Regions from separate parts of the Homo sapiens genome. Here regions 1 and 3 are each linked to region 2. A link is a loop called in an ENCODE intact Hi-C map of the cell type or tissue named here. Cell type or tissue: endothelial cell of umbilical vein. All regions are shown on one strand. Links, peaks and the distances in the headings refer to the core of each region. The heading gives the core; the rest is flanking DNA.

Region 1 (7,036 bases), core at 1,189-6,188, 310 kb after region 2:
AATCCTAGCACTTTGAGAGGCCAAAGCAGGTGGGTCGCTTGAGCTCAGGAGTTTGAGACCAGCCTGGGCAACATGGTGAAACCCTGCCTCTACAAAAAATACAAAATTAGCCAGGAGTGGTGGTGCATGCCTGTAGTCCCAACTACTCAGGAGGCAGAGGTGGGAGGATCACCTGAGCCTGCAATGTCGTGGCTGCAGTAAGCTCTGATTGCACTCCAGCCTGGGCTACAAAATGATGAGAACTTGTCTCACAAAAAAAATAAACAACTTTATTGCTAAAAAGTGCTAACAATCACCTGAGTCTTCAGTGAGTCATCATCTTTTTGCTGGTGGAGGGTCTTGCCTTGATGTGGATGGCTGCTGACTGATCAGGGTGGTGGTTGCTAAAGTTGAGGTGGCTATGGCAATTTCTTGAAATAAGACAACAATGAAGTTTGCCACATCAATTTACTCTTCCTTTCATGAAAGATTTCTCTGTAGCAAGTAATGCTGTTTGTTAGCATTTTATCCACATTAGAACGTCTTTCAAAATTGGCATCCATCCTCTCAAACCCTGCTACTGCTTTATCAACTAAGTTTATGCAACATTCCAAATCCTTTGTTGTCATTTCAGTGATGTTCGCAGCATCTTCACTAGGGGTTAAAAAAAATTGTGTGACTCATTTAATTGTGTCACTTGCACTTTTATGCTATGAAGACAACTTCTTACCTTAAACCTCATGAACCAACCTCTACTAACTTCTAACCTTTCTTCTGCAGCTTCCTCACCCTTCTCAGCCTTCATAGAATTGAAGAGAGTTAGGGCCTTGTTTTGGATTAGGGTTTGGTTTTAAGGGAATGTTGTGGCTGGTTTGATCTTCTATTCAGAGCACTAAAGCTTTTTCCATGGTAGCCATAGGGCTGTCTCTTTATCACTCATGGGTTCCCTGGAACTTTTCCTTTGCGTTCACAACTTGGCTGTTTGGTACAAGAGGCTTAGCTTTCAGCCTCTCTTGGCTTTTGACATGCCTTCCTCATTAAGCTTAATCATTTCTAGCTTTTGAGTTAAAATGAGAGATGTCTGACTCTTCCTCTCACTTGAACACTTACAGGCAGACCATTGTAGGATTACTAATTGGCCTAATTTCAATATCATGTGTCTCAGGGAATAAGGAGACTCACGGAGAGGAAGAGAGATGGGGAACTCAACTGGTAGTTGGAGCAGTCAGAACATGCACAACATTTACTGATTAAGTTTGATGCAGTTCGTGATGCCACAAAACAATCACAATAGTAACATCAAAGATCATCGATTACAGATAACCACAGAAAATATAATAATAATGAAAAAGTTTGAAATATTGCAAGATTTACCAAAATGTTACACAGAGATGCTAAGTGAGCACATGATGTTGAAAAAATGTGCCAATAGACTTGCTTGACACAGGGTTGCCATAACCTTCAATTTATTTTAAAAAATGCAATGTATATGAAGTGCAATAAAGCAAAGTATGCCTGTTTGTTAGGCCATTCTTGTGTTGCTCTAAAGAAATACATGAGGCTGGGCGCGGCGGCTCATGCCTGTAATCCCAGCACTTTGGGAGGCCGAGGCAGGCGAATCATGAGGTCTGGAGTTCAAGACCAGCCTGGCCAACATGGTGAAACCCTGTCTCTACTAAAAATACAAAAAATTAGCTGGGCGTGGTGGCAGGTGCCTGTAATCCCAGCTACTTGGGAGGCTAAGGGAGAATTGTTTGAACCTGGGAGGTGGAGATTGCAGTGAGCCGAGATCGCCTCACTGCACTCCAGCCCGGGTGACAGTGTGAGACTCTGCCTTAAAAAAAAAGAAAGAAAGAAATACCTGAAAGCTGGGCATGGTGATTCACGCCTTAATTCGAACAGTTTGAGAGGCTGAGACAGGCAGATCACTTGAGGTCAGGAGTTTGAGACCAGCCTGGCCAATATGGCAAAACCCCATCTCTACTAAAAATACAAAAATTAGCTGGGCATGGTGGCAGGTGCCTGTAATTCCAGCTATTTGGGAGGCCGAGGCACAAGAATTGCCTGAACCTGAAAGGTGGAGTTGCAGTGAGCTGAGATCATGCCATTGTACTCCAGCCTGGGTGGCAGAGTGAGACTCTGTCTCAAAACAAAAAACAAAAAACAAAAAAAATACCCAAGGCTGGGTAATGTATAAAGTAAAGAGGTTGAATTGGCTCATGGTTTTGCAGGCTGTACAGGAAGCATGGCAGCATGGCGGGGCTTCTGCTCAGCTTGTTGGGAGGCCTCAGGATGCTTACAATCAGAAGGTGAAGGGAAGAAGGCATCTCACATGGTGGCAGCAGGAGCAAGTCCAGGAGGTGCCACACTCTTTTAAAAAACCAGATCTCATCAGAACTTACTTACTATGGTGAGGACAGCACCAGGCTATGAGAGATCTGTCCCCATGACCCAAACACCTCCCACCAGGCCCCAGCTTGAACACTGGGGATTATATTTCCACCCGAGATTTGGGTGGGGACAAATATCCAAACTGTATCAGCCTGTATTTACCATCCCTCCAAAACCTGTTATTGCACATATATTTAAAAATAAAGTTCAGGACAAAATATTTCCTGAGATTATACTCAGTTAATGAAGACAATTAGGTTTGCAATTAGCTAACTCTTAGTTAAATATATTTAACATCACTTATAGAAGAAAAGAACCCCAAACACATACAAATAAATCAGATTAGGCTTTGTCTTTTGATTAATGTTTTTTTCACCGAACAGGAAAATACTCATTAACAAAAGTTTCGAGAACAATAAAGCAACTGGAGGTTATTAATATGAAAATATTGTCGATTGTTCCTCCGTAGAAATCTCCCTGGACAGCCCACTTCCTGAAAAATGACTCAGCAAAAACTCCCAGAGAAGAGTTGTTCATACTTCATACAATTGTTCAGGCCAGAGCTTATTTCTTATCTATAAAGTCCCCTTGTGATGGATGATTCATGATTCTTTTCATTTATGGGCTTTGAATGCAAACTATTTCTTAATGTAAACAAATGGCTTCAGTATTTAAAGCAAAATATTTCCGTTTGTTTAGTACTATTTCCTATTTTATGCCTGAAACTGTGTTTTTGAAGGAATTGTTTGGTTTCAAAAGAGGGAAAGGGAATGATTGTTTAGAAGAATGTGTGCAAAGGGGCGTGCCTTTGTCATGGGCAGCCTTTGAGATCTGCCTGGAGTCAGAGGGGGCGTGTGGTAGCATGGCCCAAAGAAGCTGGTGTCATGAATTCTGCCTGTAAAAGTTCCAGTTTCCTGTGGGAGAAAAGGGTATCTGACAGGTCTTGAAGTATGCCTTTAAATTCTCTATTCGTTGAAGAGATGCAAACTAGGTGAATGGAAGAGAAATGACACATAGAACAGTTGCTAAAGATACTAGAGAGAAGAGAGCAAGATCTTTAGTGATTTCTTTTCTCTTTTCTTTTCTTTTTTCTTTTTTTTTTGAGACAGAGTTTCACTCTCATTGCCCAGGCTAGAGTACAGTGGCGCGATCTCAGCTCATTGCAACCTCCGGCTCTGGGGTTCAGGCGATTCTCCTGCCTCAGCCTCCCAAGTAACTGGGACTACAGGCGCCCGCCACCATGCCCAGCTAATTTTTTGTATTTTCAGTGAAGACGGGTTTCACCATGTTGGCCAGGATGGTCTCTACCTCTTGACCTCGTGATCTGCCCACCTCGGCCTCCCAGAGTGCTGGAATTATAGGCTTGAGCCACCGTGCCTGGCCGATCTTTAGTGATTTCTAATGACATTTTACAATTGTCAGTATAAAAAAATAGAATGAAAACGTGCAAGAGCATGAGACAGTTTCAATGACGTATGTGCCAAAAATTGACCACTAGGTAGCACCATAATCTAGCTCTACGACTCTAGCACTGTGTTGATTCTGTATTGGCCAGGATGCAAACGTTTTAAGATTTATGTCTGAGAAAAGACCAACAAAAGCAGCTGTAAATTATTCAATCAGAAGACCCTAACGTAACAAACTGAAGAGGTATAAGGTTTACCAAGTATTTATTTGGTGAAGTTTCTACTATAGCAATTATTTTTATTCAGAACCCAGAGAAACGAAGATGGAAGAGATTTTGAGCCTTCTCTTAAAAAAACACCTAGATTTGCATGAAGATAAAGAAAAAGAGGCCGGGCGCGGTGGCTCACGCCTGTAATCCCAGCACTTTGGGAGGCCGAGGCGGGTGGATCATGAGGTCAGGAGATCGAGACCATCCTGGCTAACAAGGTGAAACCCCGTCTCTACTAAAAATACAAAAAATTAGCCGGGCGCGGTGGCGGGCGCCTGTAGTCCCAGCTACTCGGGAGGCTGAGGCAGGAGAATGGCGTGAACCCGGGAAGCGGAGCTTGCAGTGAGCCGAGATTGCGCCACTGCAGTCCGCAGTCCGGCCTGGGCGACAGAGCGAGACTCCGTCTCAAAAAAAAAAAAAAAAAAAAAAAAAGAAAAAGAAAAAGAATAATTATAGTTAATTAAAACAATTAGTCTAGAATTTCCTTGTCAAATTAGAAAAACACCAGTTTAATGAAGTAGTAAACATTCCTCATACTTGTTTTGAGTAGAACAGTTGCTAAAGATACTAGAGAGAAGACGGCAAGATCTTTAGTGATTTCTTTTCTCTTTTCTTCTTTTTTTTTTGAGACGGAGTTCCGCTCTTGTTGCCTAGGCTAGAGTACTCATACTTGTTTTGATTCATCAGTGTCTTTATCATTCCTACTTAAGTCTTCCATTCACTTGGAAGTACTTCCATTCAGTACATGCCCACTACATACCTAACATCATCTAGATGCCTTGAATCTAAAGAAGCATGAGGCACATGCCTTGCCTTTGCATAGCACATGGCCCAGCAAGGTGGACAAATATATAACAAAACAACAGTATTAAGGGATAAGAACTTCAGTAAAGACATGTTCAAAAGATTTATGGGAGATAGCAGCAAATTACAAAATAAGTGGCATTTGAACAAAGTCTTGTAAGATAATGGTAATAACTGACACTTATTGATGCTCATTATGTGTCAAACCCTCTCCTAAATACTTTACCTAACAAATGCTTAGAAGTCGTGTAATCATCACAACCACCATTTGAGGAAGGTGACACTATTATTATCCCCCTGTTAGAGACAGGAAAACTAGTTTGGGAAATGCATTCTAGATAAAGGAAGTAACACGTATAAAGGCTCAGAAATGTACAAAACCATGGCATGTTCCAAGGAGCAGGTGGATTAGACCAGTAGTAACATTCTAATATTCATAGAAATACCATGACCTCTAGGATTTTATAAACAGAAAAATGAGGTAAGTCGTATCAGAGATTTTGAATAGATTTTTTAAAACTTTTTTAATTTAAAAATTTAATTTTTAATTTATTTTAAAAAAGTTTTTTTGTAGAGATGGGGTCTAGCTATGTTGCCCAGGCCAGTCTCAAACTCCTGGCCTCAAGCGATCCTTCTGACTGGCCCCACAAAGTGCTGAGATTACAGGCATGAGCCACTGTGCCCAGCCAACTATTTTCCTATTACTTAGAAATTTTATTATTTAAGGAATAGTAGGAATATAATTTACTGAGAAATCACAGATCCGTTGAAAGATCAAACCATTTTTGTTATGAAATATTATATCCTGAATTTTTAAAAGATGATATGGAAAATATATAATGGCTCTGTAGAATCACAATTTTTAATGCCACAGATTTTTCTTAAAATGCTAACTTTCTAGCCGGGTGTGGTGGCTCATGTGTCTAATCCCAGCAATTTGGGAGGCTGAAGAGGGCGGATCACCTGAGGTCAGGAGTTCAAGACCAGCCTGGCCAACATGGAGAAACCCCATCTCTACTACAAATTAAAAAATTAGCTGGGTGTGGTGGTGGGTGCCTGTAATTCCAGCTACTCCAGAACCTGAGGCAGGAGAATTGCTTGAACCCAGGAGGCCGAGGTTGTAATAAGCTGAGGTCGTGCCACTGCACTCCAGTCTGGGCGACAAGAACGAAACTGTCTCAAAACACAAAACACAAAACTAACTTTTTAATAACAAACTGTTTTATTGTAACTCTGCTGAAAATAACAATGCTATAGTTTTAGAACTTAACTGAATATCTTGAAAGATTTCCTAATGTTGAAATACTACTACTGATACAATGAAAACAACTTTTAACTATTTTATTTTAGATAGCATTTGCAAGACAAACTCTGTGATATCATAATTAAATATTTATTGGTTGCTCTTTACTTACAAACCACTCTGTTCCTGTGTCCAGATTATTTGTTAGGCAAATATTTATCGAACACCTATGTTGTGCCAGCCATGGTGTTAGCTTCTGTAGGAGCAAAACAACAATAAGGGCCCAACTCTCTGCTTACCTATCTGTCTCCACCCTTTTCTCAGGCAAGCAGCCCCATGCTCACCACCCTGGCCATACTTTCACTTCCCTGGCCATGTCCTCTCTCCACATTAGCGGTCCCTGTTCCCACCAACTTCTTTGCATAGGACTTGCCTATGAGTTTTTTCACCACCCTGGAATATCCAAATGGTATCCACTTTCCAGTTCACAGTTCCAATGACCCCTCCTCTGGATACTCTTCTTCTCTTCTAAGCCCCTCTGTTTTTAAAAAATCATGGTAACCATTTTTCAGCGTACAGATCAGTAGTGTTAAGGATATTCACATTGTCATGCAACAGATCTCCAGAACGTATTCATCTTGCAAAACTGAAACTCTATATCCATTAAACAACTCCCCATCTCCCCTGTACCCTCACCCCGGCAACCAGCATTCCACTTTCTGTTTCTATGAATTTGACTATTTTAGATACCTCGTATAAGTGGAATGATACAGTATTTTCTTTTTGTGACTACCTTATTTCACTTAGCATAATGTCCTCAAGGTACTTCCATGTTGTAGCACGTGACAGGATTTCCTTTCTTTTTGAGGCTGAATCGCATTCCATTGCATGTTTATACCACATTTTGCTGATGCATTCATCCATTGGTGAGTGCTTGGGTTGCT
Region 2 (5,000 bases), core at 1-5,000:
TCCAGAAAGACTAGAGCAATTGATACCATCATTACCAATATAAAAAAGCAACACCATCGGCAGTGGGTATTACTTCAAAACAAAACTGTGATAATTTAACAGCAGGAAACAATGTTAGTAGTTAATCTGCATTTTAAAAATCAAACCATTGTTTACATTCCAAATGGTTTCCCAAGTTTATCATCATCTGCTTTTTTTTTTTCCAGTTTTTTGAATTGTTATAAGGTCAAATCTGCCAATCTTTGTCCTTTTTGTGTGTTTTTTTTTAATATGAGATCTCTCTCTGCCACCCAGGCTGGAGTGCAGTGGTGTGGTGATCACAGCCTTTAACTGCAGCCTTTAACTCCTGGGCTCAAGCGATCTTCAGCCTCCCTAGCAGCTAGGACTACAGGTGCAGACTACCACATCCCACTAATTTAAAAAAATTTTTTTTGGTAGAGACAGGATCTTACTATGTTGCCCAGGCTGGGCTTGCCTTGCTTTTATATGCTTAGAGCACCTATTACTGTAGTAATTTGTATTTTTTTTCAGATCTCCACTTAAACTTCTTTTGGGAACACAATGATTTAAACATAAAAATCCCCACCTATGTATTCTCTAACAAGTAGATCATTTTCAAAAGATGCTGAGCAAATAAGCAGCTCTATCTTATATCCATCTTCTAACACTGTGAAAAAGCCAACATTAAAAACTTATATTATCCAATTCTATAAAAAATTGTAAGGGTTCTTACCTCGACCTAAAACACAAACAGCCATTAAGTTGGATGAATAGTAAGCAGAATGGAATTTCAGTAGCTCTTGTCTTACATCAATGCCTTCTTGGTTTGGTCTAGTCTCCAGAGTATATTTGTTACCTGGAAGGGAAGAAAAGGGATTTCTTAGAAAAAGCAAAATATGTGGACTTTTAAAGTTTTGTAATTATCACTGATATTGCTTAAGATGAACTTTAAAAATAAAGTTCTAATACACAGAATAACTCAAATTTATTTGAATGTTAAGTGAATAAACAGGATAATAGAGTACAAACCAGCAACATTTTAAACTATAGTCGTCTCTACGGAATTAAAAGTGTCTTTTTTTTTTTTTTTTGAGACGGAGTCTTGCTCTGTTGCCCAGGCTGGAGTGCGGTGGTGTGATCTCGGCTCACTGCAAGCTCCGCCTCCCGGGTTCACGCCATTCTCCTGCCTCAGCCTCCCAAGTAGCTGGGACTACAGGCGCCCACCACGACACCTGGCTAATTTTTTGTATTTTTAGTAGAGATGGGGTTTCACTGTGTTAGCCAGGCTGGTCTCGATCTCCTGACCTCGTGATCCGCCCGCCTCAGCCTCCCAAAGTGCTGGGATTACAGGCATGAGCAACCGCGCACCCGGCCTTTTTTTTTTTTTTTTTTGAGACGGAATTTCGCTTTTATTGCTCAGGCTGGAGTGCAATGGCGTGATCTCGGCTCACCCCAACCTCCGCCTCCCGGGTTCAAGTGATTCTCCTGCCTCTGCCTCTCTAGTAGCTGGATTACAGGCATGCGCCACCACGCCCGGCTAATTTTGTATTTTTAGTAGAGATGGGGTTTCTCCATGTTGGTCAGGCTGGTCTTGAACTCCCGACCTCAGGTGATCTGCCTGCCTCGGCCTCCCAAAATGCTGGGATTACAGGCCTGAGCCACCAAGCCCGGCCTAAAAGTGTCTTATAAAAATTATACTTTTGGCCGGGTGCATGGCTCACGCCTATAATCCAAGCACTTTGGGAGGCCGAGGCAGGCAGATCACCTGAGGTCAGGAGTTCAAGACCAGCCTGACAAACATGGAGAAACACCGTCTCTACTAAAAATACAAAATTAGCCAGGCGTGGTGGCACATGCCTGTAATCCCAGCTACTTGGGAGGTTGAGGCAGGAGAATCACTTGAACCCAGGAGGCAGAAGTTGCGGTGAGCCGAAATCACGCCGAGTCAAGATTGTGCCATTGCACTCTAGCCTGGGCAACAAGACGGAAACTCCGTCTCAAAAAAAAAAAAAAATTATACTTCTTGGCTGGGCTCAGTGGCTCACATCTGTAATCCCAGCACTTTGGGAGGCCAAGATGGGTGGATCACCTGAGGTGAGGAGTTCAAGACCAGCCTGGCCAACGTGGTGAAAACCCCTCTCTATTAAAAATACAAAAATTAGCCAGGCATGGTGGTGGGCACCTGTAGTCTCGGCTACTCGGGAGGCTGAGGGATGAGAATCACTTGAACCCAGGAGGCAGAGGTTGCATTGAGCCAAGATTGTACCACTGCACTCCTGGGCAACAGAGTGAGACTCTGTCTCAAAAAAATATGTCTATATCTGTATCTATATCTCCACTTCTTAAAATCCCTATGAGATAGTAGGTATTATGAGTGCTTAAAAGACAAAATAAGATCCACATGGCCTCCATTCATGCTTATTTTAATTTTCAATTCCCTATGTACTCCATAATTAATTGAACAGAGTCACTGAGGGATTTTTTTAGAACTTGCCAAGTTACTTGTGGAAAGAAATTTACTATTTTGGGCCAAACCATTAAATTTGTGATGTGAATTCTCATAGATGTGATCTAGACTGGTTAAAAAAAGGATGCAATGCTATTTTTATAACTCTCCAGCGATGTATGTAGTGTACCACTAACAGCTCTCATGAAATCTTAATAACTAATTCAAGTAGGGTAAAATATGTAAGTCAAAAACAAATAGTCAAATTCTCTAAATAATACCTTGCAAATTAGGGACTGGGAGATGAAATTCCAATGATCGGTGTCTCTCCAAAATGGCATCTTGACTGGAAATATCCTAAGATCCTGGCATAATAACTTTTATTATTGGTTCTACTTACACTACTAAGTGAGATCCTGTCTTTCTTCTGCAGAGATAAAACTATGGTAGAGTATGTTCTTGAAGTGGTTTAATTTTTTTTTCTTGTGTTTTTATAATATCTGATATAGGGGCACTGGGAAAGTCCCTCTTTCATGAAATTGGATGTCTACAGAAAGCCACCAGATGGCGCTCTCAAACTCAGTCTTTAGCTCAGTAGTGCTGCACAGTACTAAGATTCCTGTCCCAGAATGCTTAACAGATCCAGTGAAGACAGAATGTGCAAGAAACAGCCTAGCAAGTAACCTTAACCTTAACTCATTAACCTTTTCCTAGTCACAAAGTAATCATATGCATTCATACTCACTAGAAGTAGCCTATCACCCAAGTTTCCAGGTTGTTCTTGTTTTTGTTTAAGATAGGGTCTTACTCTGTTGCCCAGGCTAGACTGCAGTGGTGTAATCACAGCTCACTGCAGCCTCGATCTCCTGGGCTCAAGCAGTCCTTCTACCTCAGCCTCCAGAGTAGCTGGGACCACAAGCATTTACCATCACGTCCAGCTATTTTTTTAATTATTTTTATTTTTTTTGGTAGAACCAGGGTCTATGTTACCCAGGTTGGTTCCAGGTTCTTAATTAGTTCTCTCATTTTCTCACTAATGACCAGTTCAAGCTGGGCACAGTGGATCATGCCTGTAATCCCAGCACTTTGGGAGGCCAAGGCAGGTGCATCACTTGAGGCCAGGAGTTCAAGACCAGCCTGGCAAGCATGGTGGCATGCCTATCATCCCAGCTACTCAGGAGGCTGAGGCATGAGAATCACTTGAAACCAGGAGGCAGAGACTGCAGTGAGCCAAGATCACACCACTGCACTCCAGCCTGGGTGACAGAGTGAGACTCTGTCTGATTGATTGATAGATAAATAAAATAATATAAATAAATAAATAAGACCTAGTTCTGCTTTACTGCCCAGAGAGGTCCTGAGACATTCTCTATTCTCTCACTCTACCTGAGGGGTCCAGATGCTCTTAGGTGCATACCCATAGTCCTAACTCCTTAGGGAAAAAAAAAGGCCTTTTGCTGGAGAATGTTTGAAGTTCTCTCGTATCAAGGTGAAATTTGAGTATTGATGAAGCCTTTCTTTTCTACTAAATGAAGATTCTAAAAGCCACAGTTCTAGAGGGAGTTTTGCTTAAGCTCCTTAGTGCTTTACACTGCCATCTCGGCTCACTGCAACCTCCACCTCCAAGATTCAATTGATTCTCCTGGGGCCAGATATCTTCTGACTGCATGGCCTTGAACAAGTTACTTTACTTCTCTGTGGCTCAATCTCCTCAACTGACATTAGTGGACTTACAGTACATAATGAGAAAAATACACGTAAAAAAAGTATAAGACTATTACTTAACAAAAATGTTAAAGTCTTACGACACCAACTGTTGTTTAGTATGCAGAGAATGAGAACTCAGACACTGCCTGATGGAGTGCATCTTGAATCAACCGCTACAGGAAACAACCTAGTCAATCTGAAGATGTCCATATCCTACTACATAGTAATTCCACTCCTGGATATATGTATCCAGAGAAGTCTGTGTACAAGGAGACATGTACAACAATTCCATAGTAACACTGTTTCATTAACAGGAAAATGAATAAATAGTGGTACAGTCATTCAATGAATTTTTCAAAGAGCAATAAAATACAAAAATTATCAGAGGAATACTCATCAATATGGACAACTCTTACAAAACAAAATGTTGAATGAAAAAATACAAGCGGCAGAGATTACACACAATAAAATACTATTTCCATGAAACCTAAAAACATATAAAACTATAAACACGGAAATGATAATCATTAAAGAAGATAGTGGTTATCTCTCAGGAGCAGGAAGGAAAATGCAACTGAAGTGTACACCGGATGCTCAAAGTGCATTTGTAACGTTCTCTTTCTTTAAGCAGTGTGACAGAGAATGATCTGGCAAATGTCTGTGTACCTACCTCTTTGTATGACAACTACATCATAAATCTGTAAAAATACTGAAGTATTTAACATAATACTTAATAAATAAACAACGGAAAATAAACAACAAACAGTAGCTACTGCTGTTACAATTTGAATTGTAGGAAGGACTCTTGGCTTCTGAGTGAATCATTATACAAAAAGATGTACTCCCC
Region 3 (7,036 bases), core at 1,046-6,045, 120 kb after region 2:
TGTAATCCCAGCTACTTGGGAGGCTGAGGCAGGTGAATCGCTTGAACCCAGGAGGCGGAGGTTGCAGTGAGCCAAGATCACGCCATTGCACTCCAGCCTGGGCCACGAGAGTGAAACTATATCTCAAAAAAAGAAAAAAAGAAATTCTGTGTTTTCACTGGGCTTGAAAAAAGAGAAATTATTATATTTATTGTAATATAATAAATTATTGTATTATTGTATTGATTTATCTATGTAGAGTATAAAAAATGGAGAATGGGGCCGGGCGCGGTGGCTCACGCCTGTAATCTCAGCACTTTGGGAGGCCACGGGGGGCGGATCACCTGAGGTCAGGAGTTCCAGACCAGCCTGGCCAACATGGCGAAACCCCATCTCTACTAAAAATACAAAAATTAGCTGGGTGTGGTGGCTCACACCTATAATCCCAGCTACTCCGGAGGCTGAGGCAGGAGAATCACTTGAACCCAGGAGGCAGAGGTTGCAGTGAGCCAAGATGTTGCCACTGTACTCCAACCTGGGTGACAGAATGAGACTCCGTCTCAAAAAAAAAAAAAAAAAAAAAGAATGGAGAATGGAAATGTAAATTTTAATGTGAATGTTTAGCTACCAAAGTATTTAAGATATCATTTAGAAAGGTTTACAGAAGTGGAAATATTCTTTTTAAAGACCTATTTGTTTATTTCTGAAACCAGAATGTACTCAAGACTGATCTTCTAAGTTCACTGGAAATGATTTTATCCCCAACTGTGGTGTCTATACTGAAAATCAATAGTCAACTAAAGCATATTTTCAAGACTTCATTGACAGTGGCCGATAAGGTAACAAATGCTATGTTCTTAATATCTCAAAATTGATGTGTTGTTTAAGAAGGAAACTCATTTTTGTTTCTTCAAAGATAGAAGATCAAAAAAAGGAACTAGATGGCTTTCTCAGTATACTGTGTAACAATCTACATGAACTACAAGAAAATACCATTTGTTCCTTGGTTGAGTCACAAAAGCAATGTGGAAACCTAACTGAAGACCTGAAGACAATAAAGCAGACCCATTCCCAGGTATGTTGTTTAGCGGACTTGGGGAGTACAGAAAGAGAGTTTTAGGATGATTTGATATGACTTGATAATTAATCTATGTTACACAATCTGAATACTGTAAAAGCTGAAACCTGAAAATACCATAGCCACTGTTGCTTATAACAGTAATTATTGTAGAACAATTGAGAATACTTCTCTTAATATTTGAAGTTTTGCTACATCTAGAACCCCATGCAGAACCACAATATGACAAAACAGTCCTTTTCTCACATCAAGATGAAAGATGAATCTGGAAAAACATACCTTTAGAGAAGAATGGTTATAACATTTAAAGTGAAAATGTATCTACATTAAAACCTGCTAAGTTGTTTCTAGGATGGCATGGATAGTTGTCTTTCATAAACCAAGTCCTACTTTCTCTTATTTCTGTCTCACTGATAGACATTTAAAACATAGTAAATCGATACAACTTTTAATTCTTATTGATTATAAATGTAATTCATGATTTATCTTCCCTGTAAACTGTTCCTCATTATATGAGGCTTTAAACCAAAACCAAGCCTTCAAACCATAATCTGTAAATATCAGATATCTGAAAAACAGCTTCTGGTATTCTTAAGACTTTAATAATGACTGTCTAAAGTTTTATTAAATGAGCTTATTATAATATGACAGAACTCTTATAATAGTTAACATTTATTGAGCAATTCACTGTGTTTATTCCTCCCATCAATATAGATATAAATTCTATTACTAGTCAGATTTTTAATGAGGAAACTGAGACCCTGTGAGCATCTAATAGTATGTAGATCATCTTGCAGAAGGTGGTAGTGATCATACTACCTGAAAAGCATCCATGTTTGAGTGGCTCTTTTGTGTGTTTTTTGGCAACTTAAAACTGCAGCATTTTCTCATACATCTACATAGGGTATTTCCCTTAAACCCGTTGAGAACTTTTTAGGTGTATATTCTAAGGCTGATCCCCTTTTTATAAATTTGCTGTTTTGAAATGCTTAAAATTGTTAGACAGCTCTTTAAAAAAACAATACAAAAAAATCTGATCTGAAAAGTATCTTAGCATGAATGGTTTGGCTTTCCTGGCTTTAAGGAAGCAAGTTCAGTATGTGAGCTATTTCTTAGGTTTTCCAGAACTTGAAATGAGCACTACTAAAATAATTATGTAAAACTTTGAACACATTTACATATAGATAAATATAATACCTGCATTAGCATTCAAATTATTAATCTGATAATACCTTTGAGACTAGTAAAAATACTGACAGACTTTATTCATAATCAGAATGTTAGATATGTATTGTCAACTGATGTGTTATTCAGAGATACTGGCCAACCAGCAGACTGAAGAGTGAATAAGAATGTTGGATGCATTTTCAGCTCTTCTTTGGTCATTAGGATGGCTTCTTCATTTTGCAATGTAGCATGTTATATGCCTATAAGAGCTTGTTTTCAAAGATGTAAAATATGAGCAAAGATAAGACTATTTACATTTTGTTAATATGATCCAACTAGGTTCTGTAACATTTTTTAGCTCCAGTAATTGATAATATTTTTGGATTGCTTGACCCGTTAGTATATCACATTAATTTTCCCTTCTAGCAGTGTTATCAGTTAAAAAGCAACTATATATATCTGTCAAAGTGGGTCTTAAACATAATGTGATATATGGGTTGTTTGATTAGTTTTGAGGTACACTGAAAGTAATTTGTTACTTACAGCTAAAATAGTAAAGTTTGCTAATTATTTACTTTTTAAAAAATCCTGGCTGGATGTGATGGCTCATGTCTGTAATCTCAGCACTTTGAGAGGCTGAGGCAGGGTGATCACTTGAGGCTAGGAGTTCAAGACCAGCCTGGTCAACATAGCGAGATCACGTCTCTACAAAAAAAATTTGTTTAAATTAGCCAGGCATGGTGGCTCATGCCTGTGTAGTCCCAACTACTTGGAGGCTGAGGAAGGAGGATCCCTTGAGCCCAGGAGGTTGAAGCTGCAGTGAGCCTTGATTGTGCCACTGCACTACAGCTTGGACAACAGAGTGAGACCCTGTCTCTAAAAAAAAAAACAAATCCTACATTTTAATATCACTTCCACTGCTTTCCTCTGTAGAAGAAAGGTAAAGTTAACTTTATCTCTTGTCAAGAATTTATATAATTCTCACCTATGGACAATACTTCTTGTTTTGTTATCAGTCATAAAAAATGTTCAAGTGTCATAATTTTAAGTCTCTTCACTTCCCACACCTTTCTTACAGGAACTTTGCAAGTTAATGAATCTTTGGACAGAGAGATTCTGTGCTTTGGAGGAAAAGTGTGAAAATATACAGAAACCACTTAGTAGTGTCCAGGAAAATATACAGCAGTAAGCTATTTTTAAATTCTCTTAAACTTTTCTGTAAGTCTGAAATTATTTAAGAAGAAAAAGCTTTAAATAGTACAAATAATTCCTCTGTGTACTTTCAAATTTCTCTTTTGTTAATATTTTATTATGTATGTGTGTATGTATATATATACATGCATATAAATGTCTTTTCATTGCGTATTTGTGCTCTCTTTTAAGACATTGAAAAACCTGGCTGTTACCCACAATATATTTTCGAATTTCCTCAATCTTAGAAAACACACTAAGTAATTTCACAATTTCTAACCTATATTACTGATGAAAAATATACTAACTAGAGCAGGGTTTGGCAAACTGTGGCTAGCAGGCTGGATGCCTGTTATTGCAAATAATTTCATTGGACACTGTTTACATGTTGTCTTTGGCTGCCTTTGCACTGCAGTGGCAAAGTTGAGTCATTGCATCCAGGTCATTGAACAATAGCCTAAAATATTTGCTATCTGGCTTTTCAAGAAAAAGTTTGCTGATTCCTGTATTAGGGTTTTGTTTTTTGTTTTTGTTTTTGTTTTTGCGACGGAGTCTTGCTCTGTCACCCAGGCTGGAGTGCAGTGGAGTGATCTCAGCTCACTGCAAGCTCCGCCTTCCAGGCTCACGCCATTCTCCTGCCTCAGCCTCCCGAGTAGCTGGGACTACAGATGCCCGCCACCATGCTTGGCTAATTTTTTGTATTTTTAGTAGAGAGGGGTTTCACCATGTTAGCCAGGATGGTCTCGATCTCCTGACCTCGTGATCCGCCCGCCTCGGCCTCCCAAAGTGCTGGGATTGCAGGCGTGAGCCACCACGCCCGGCTCTGTTTTGTTTTTTCAGACAAAAACAAACAGCCTGCTCTGTAGCCCAGGCTGAAGTACAGTGGCGCGAGTGCAGTGGTGTGATCTTGGCTCACTGCAACCTCTGCCTCCTGAGTTCAAGTGATTCTCCTGCCTCAGCCTCCCGAGTAGCTGGGATTACAGGCACATACCACCATGCCTGGCTAATTTTTTGTATTTTTAGTAGAGATGGGGTTTCGCCACGTTGGCCAGGCTGATCTTGAACTCCTGGTCTCAACTGATCCTCCTACCTCGGCCTCCCAAAGTGCTGGGATTGCAGGTGTGAGTCACTGCTCCCAGCCTGTATTAGAGTTTAATGTTGCTTTGTAGCCTCATTGCTTGCCAGTTCCGCATACTTAACATACACTACAGTCAGACCTATGTTTTCTTTTAGGAATTTTATAACTTTATGGTTTAACATTTATATTCATGATCCATTTAAAAATTTTTATAAAACATAGGAGATTTGTCAAGTTTCAGTTTTTTGCCTATTGAGTATTCTATACTCATGAGGAGAAAGATACTATATTTACCCTATTTTTCCCCATTTAATTCTGAAATTAAACTTCCTAAAGTTTCAAGCTTTCTTTGGTGGGAAGTAGTCTTTAAGGGTGGGTCTGCTGGACAGAAATTGTTTTTCTTTGTCTAAGAATGTCTTGATTTCCCCTTCATTCCTGAAAGGTATTTTCACTGGCTGTGGAATTCAGGGTTGACAATTATTTTTTTCCAGCATTTGAAATATTTCCATTTTCTTCTGGCCTCTATGAAATGAGAAATCCACTGCCATTCAAGTAATTGTTCCCTTATAGGCAGTCTCCCTATAGCTGCTTTCAAAACTTTTTTGTCTTTAGAAACTTGATTATATTTTGTCTACTTATATTTCGTTGAGTTTATTCTATTTGGGTTTTGTTTAGCTTCTTGAATCTGTAGGCTTATGCCTTTCACCAAAACTTGGGAAATTTTCATCTATTAATTCTTTGAATATTTTTCAGCCCTATACTCTTTTTCATCTGCCCCTATGACTTTGATGACACAAATGTTAGATCTTTTATTTTGGTCCCTCAGGAGATATGTAGAATATATTTCTTATAGATACATATATTCTCTTTGTTGTTCACATTGGGGAAATTCTATTGATCTGTCTTCATATTCACTGAGTCTCCTTCTGTCATCTCTAACCTACTGTTAAACCCATTCAATGAGGTGTTTTTTCAGTTATTGCTTTTTTATTTTTAGTTTTATAATTTTCATTTGCTTTTTTTATACCTTGTTTCTTAGCTAGGATTTTTTTCTTTTCCAGGAGTATTTTAATTTCTTTTTGGAGCATTTTTTGATGGCTGCTTTAAAATCCTTGCCAGACAATTCCAACATCTGAGTTTTCTTGTTGTTGCCATCTATTGATTGTCTTTTCTCATTCAACTTGTGATTTTTGTGGTTCTTGATATATGATAAGTGATTTCCTATTGTACCTTGAAGATTTTGGGTATTATGTTAGGAGATTCAGGATCCTATTTAAGTATTTTTTAGCTGGCATTCACCCTGTTTAGGCTTAGCATACAGATCCAGGCTCACTTTTATGGGCTGTGGTTCCACTGACAATTTAGTTTTTAGAGCCCTTGCAGTGTTATTCTGATAATGCTTTGTTTGTGTGCTACCCACATGAGAAAAATTTGTATTCTGCTTTTGTTGCATGAAGTGTTCTGTATGTGTCACTTTGATCAAGTTGATTGATAGTGCTATTCAGGTCATCCACGGCCTTACTGAGTTTCTGCCTATTTGTTCTATCAGTGACTTAGAGAGGAGTATTGAAATCTCTAATTGTAGATTTATCTATTTTTTTTATTAGTTCTATCAGTTTTTGCCTCGTGTATCTGAAACTCTGTTGTTGGGTGCATATACATTTAGGATTATTATATCTCCTTGGAGAATTGACCTCTTTATCATTATGTAATATCCACTTTTATTTCTGATAAGCTCTTGTTCTGAAGTCTGTTTTGTCTGAAATGAATACAGGTTTTCTAGCTTTCCTTTGATTGCTATTTGTATGATGTATCCTTCTCCATCTCTTTACTTTTGGTCTAAGTCTTTATATTTAAAGTGGGTTTCTTATAGACAGCATGTAGTTGGGTCTTGCTTTTTCATCAAATTTATAATCTATGATGTTTTATTTTTATTTATTTATTTGAGACAGAGTCTTGCTCTGTGGCCCAGGCCGGAGTACAGTGGTGCAATCTTGGCTCACTGCAACCTCTGCCTCCCGGGTTCAAGTGATTCTCCTGCCTCAGCCTCCTGAGTAGCTGGGGCTACAGGCACACACCACCATGCCCAGCTAATTTTTAAATTTTTACTAGAGATGGGGTTTCACCATGTTGGCCAGGCTGGTTTCGAACTCCTGACCTCAAGTGATTTACCTGCCCTGGCCTCCCAAAGTGCTGGGATTATAGGTGTGAGGCACTGCACCCAGCTGCCTTTCCTCATTTAAATTGAGCACTTTTTATGTTTTTATCTCTTCCATTGACTTATTTATACTTTTTAAATATTCCCTTTTTAGTAGTATGTCTAGGATTTAAAGTATACATTTTAAGATAATTTGAATTTGTATACATTTTAAGATAATTTGAATCCATTATCAAATAATTTGCTGTTTCATGTGTAGTGAAAGGACATTATAATAGTATATTCCTGTTTCCTCTTTCCCGTTTGTCATTATTTTCATATGTTTTACTTAGGTGTTTATATGTGCAATAAACACCTAATACATTGTTACTTGAATTGCTTTATC

The links. A loop is a pair of places that touch in the nucleus more often than their neighbours do. Peaks named below come from ENCODE experiments on the same cell type or tissue, not always from the same donor. Only the 100,000 strongest peaks of a DNase experiment are listed, where the experiment ranks them.
Region 1: it touches region 2 in a loop (9-fold over the local background); 2 of 110 quality-filtered maps call a loop at or near these places.
Region 3: it touches region 2 in a loop (4-fold over the local background); 12 of 110 quality-filtered maps call a loop at or near these places.

Annotation. Positions count from the first base shown.
Region 1 is chr10:92,819,294-92,826,329 of GRCh38, forward strand. No RefSeq gene overlaps it. Among named protein-coding and RNA genes, the nearest start is that of EXOC6, 26 kb to the right of the region's middle. RefSeq lists an enhancer at 2,819-3,113. In endothelial cell of umbilical vein, for the core only: a CTCF peak has its summit at 3,842 (motif pointing right); DNase peaks (open chromatin) are centred at 3,018 and 3,878; H3K27ac peaks cover 2,294 bases.
Region 2 is chr10:92,514,187-92,519,186 of GRCh38, forward strand. IDE (insulin degrading enzyme) reads right to left here. Exons shown (of 25, transcript NM_004969.4): 5 at 734-856. Among named protein-coding and RNA genes, the nearest start is that of IDE, 57 kb to the right of the region's middle. In endothelial cell of umbilical vein, for the core only: a CTCF peak has its summit at 3,002 (motif pointing right); a DNase peak (open chromatin) is centred at 3,045.
Region 3 is chr10:92,636,492-92,643,527 of GRCh38, forward strand. KIF11 (kinesin family member 11) reads left to right here. Exons shown (of 22, transcript NM_004523.4): 15 at 693-818; 16 at 896-1,054; 17 at 3,303-3,409. Among named protein-coding and RNA genes, the nearest start is that of KIF11, 47 kb to the left of the region's middle. In endothelial cell of umbilical vein, for the core only: no CTCF peak of the experiment used is centred there; a DNase peak (open chromatin) is centred at 3,840; H3K27ac peaks cover 618 bases.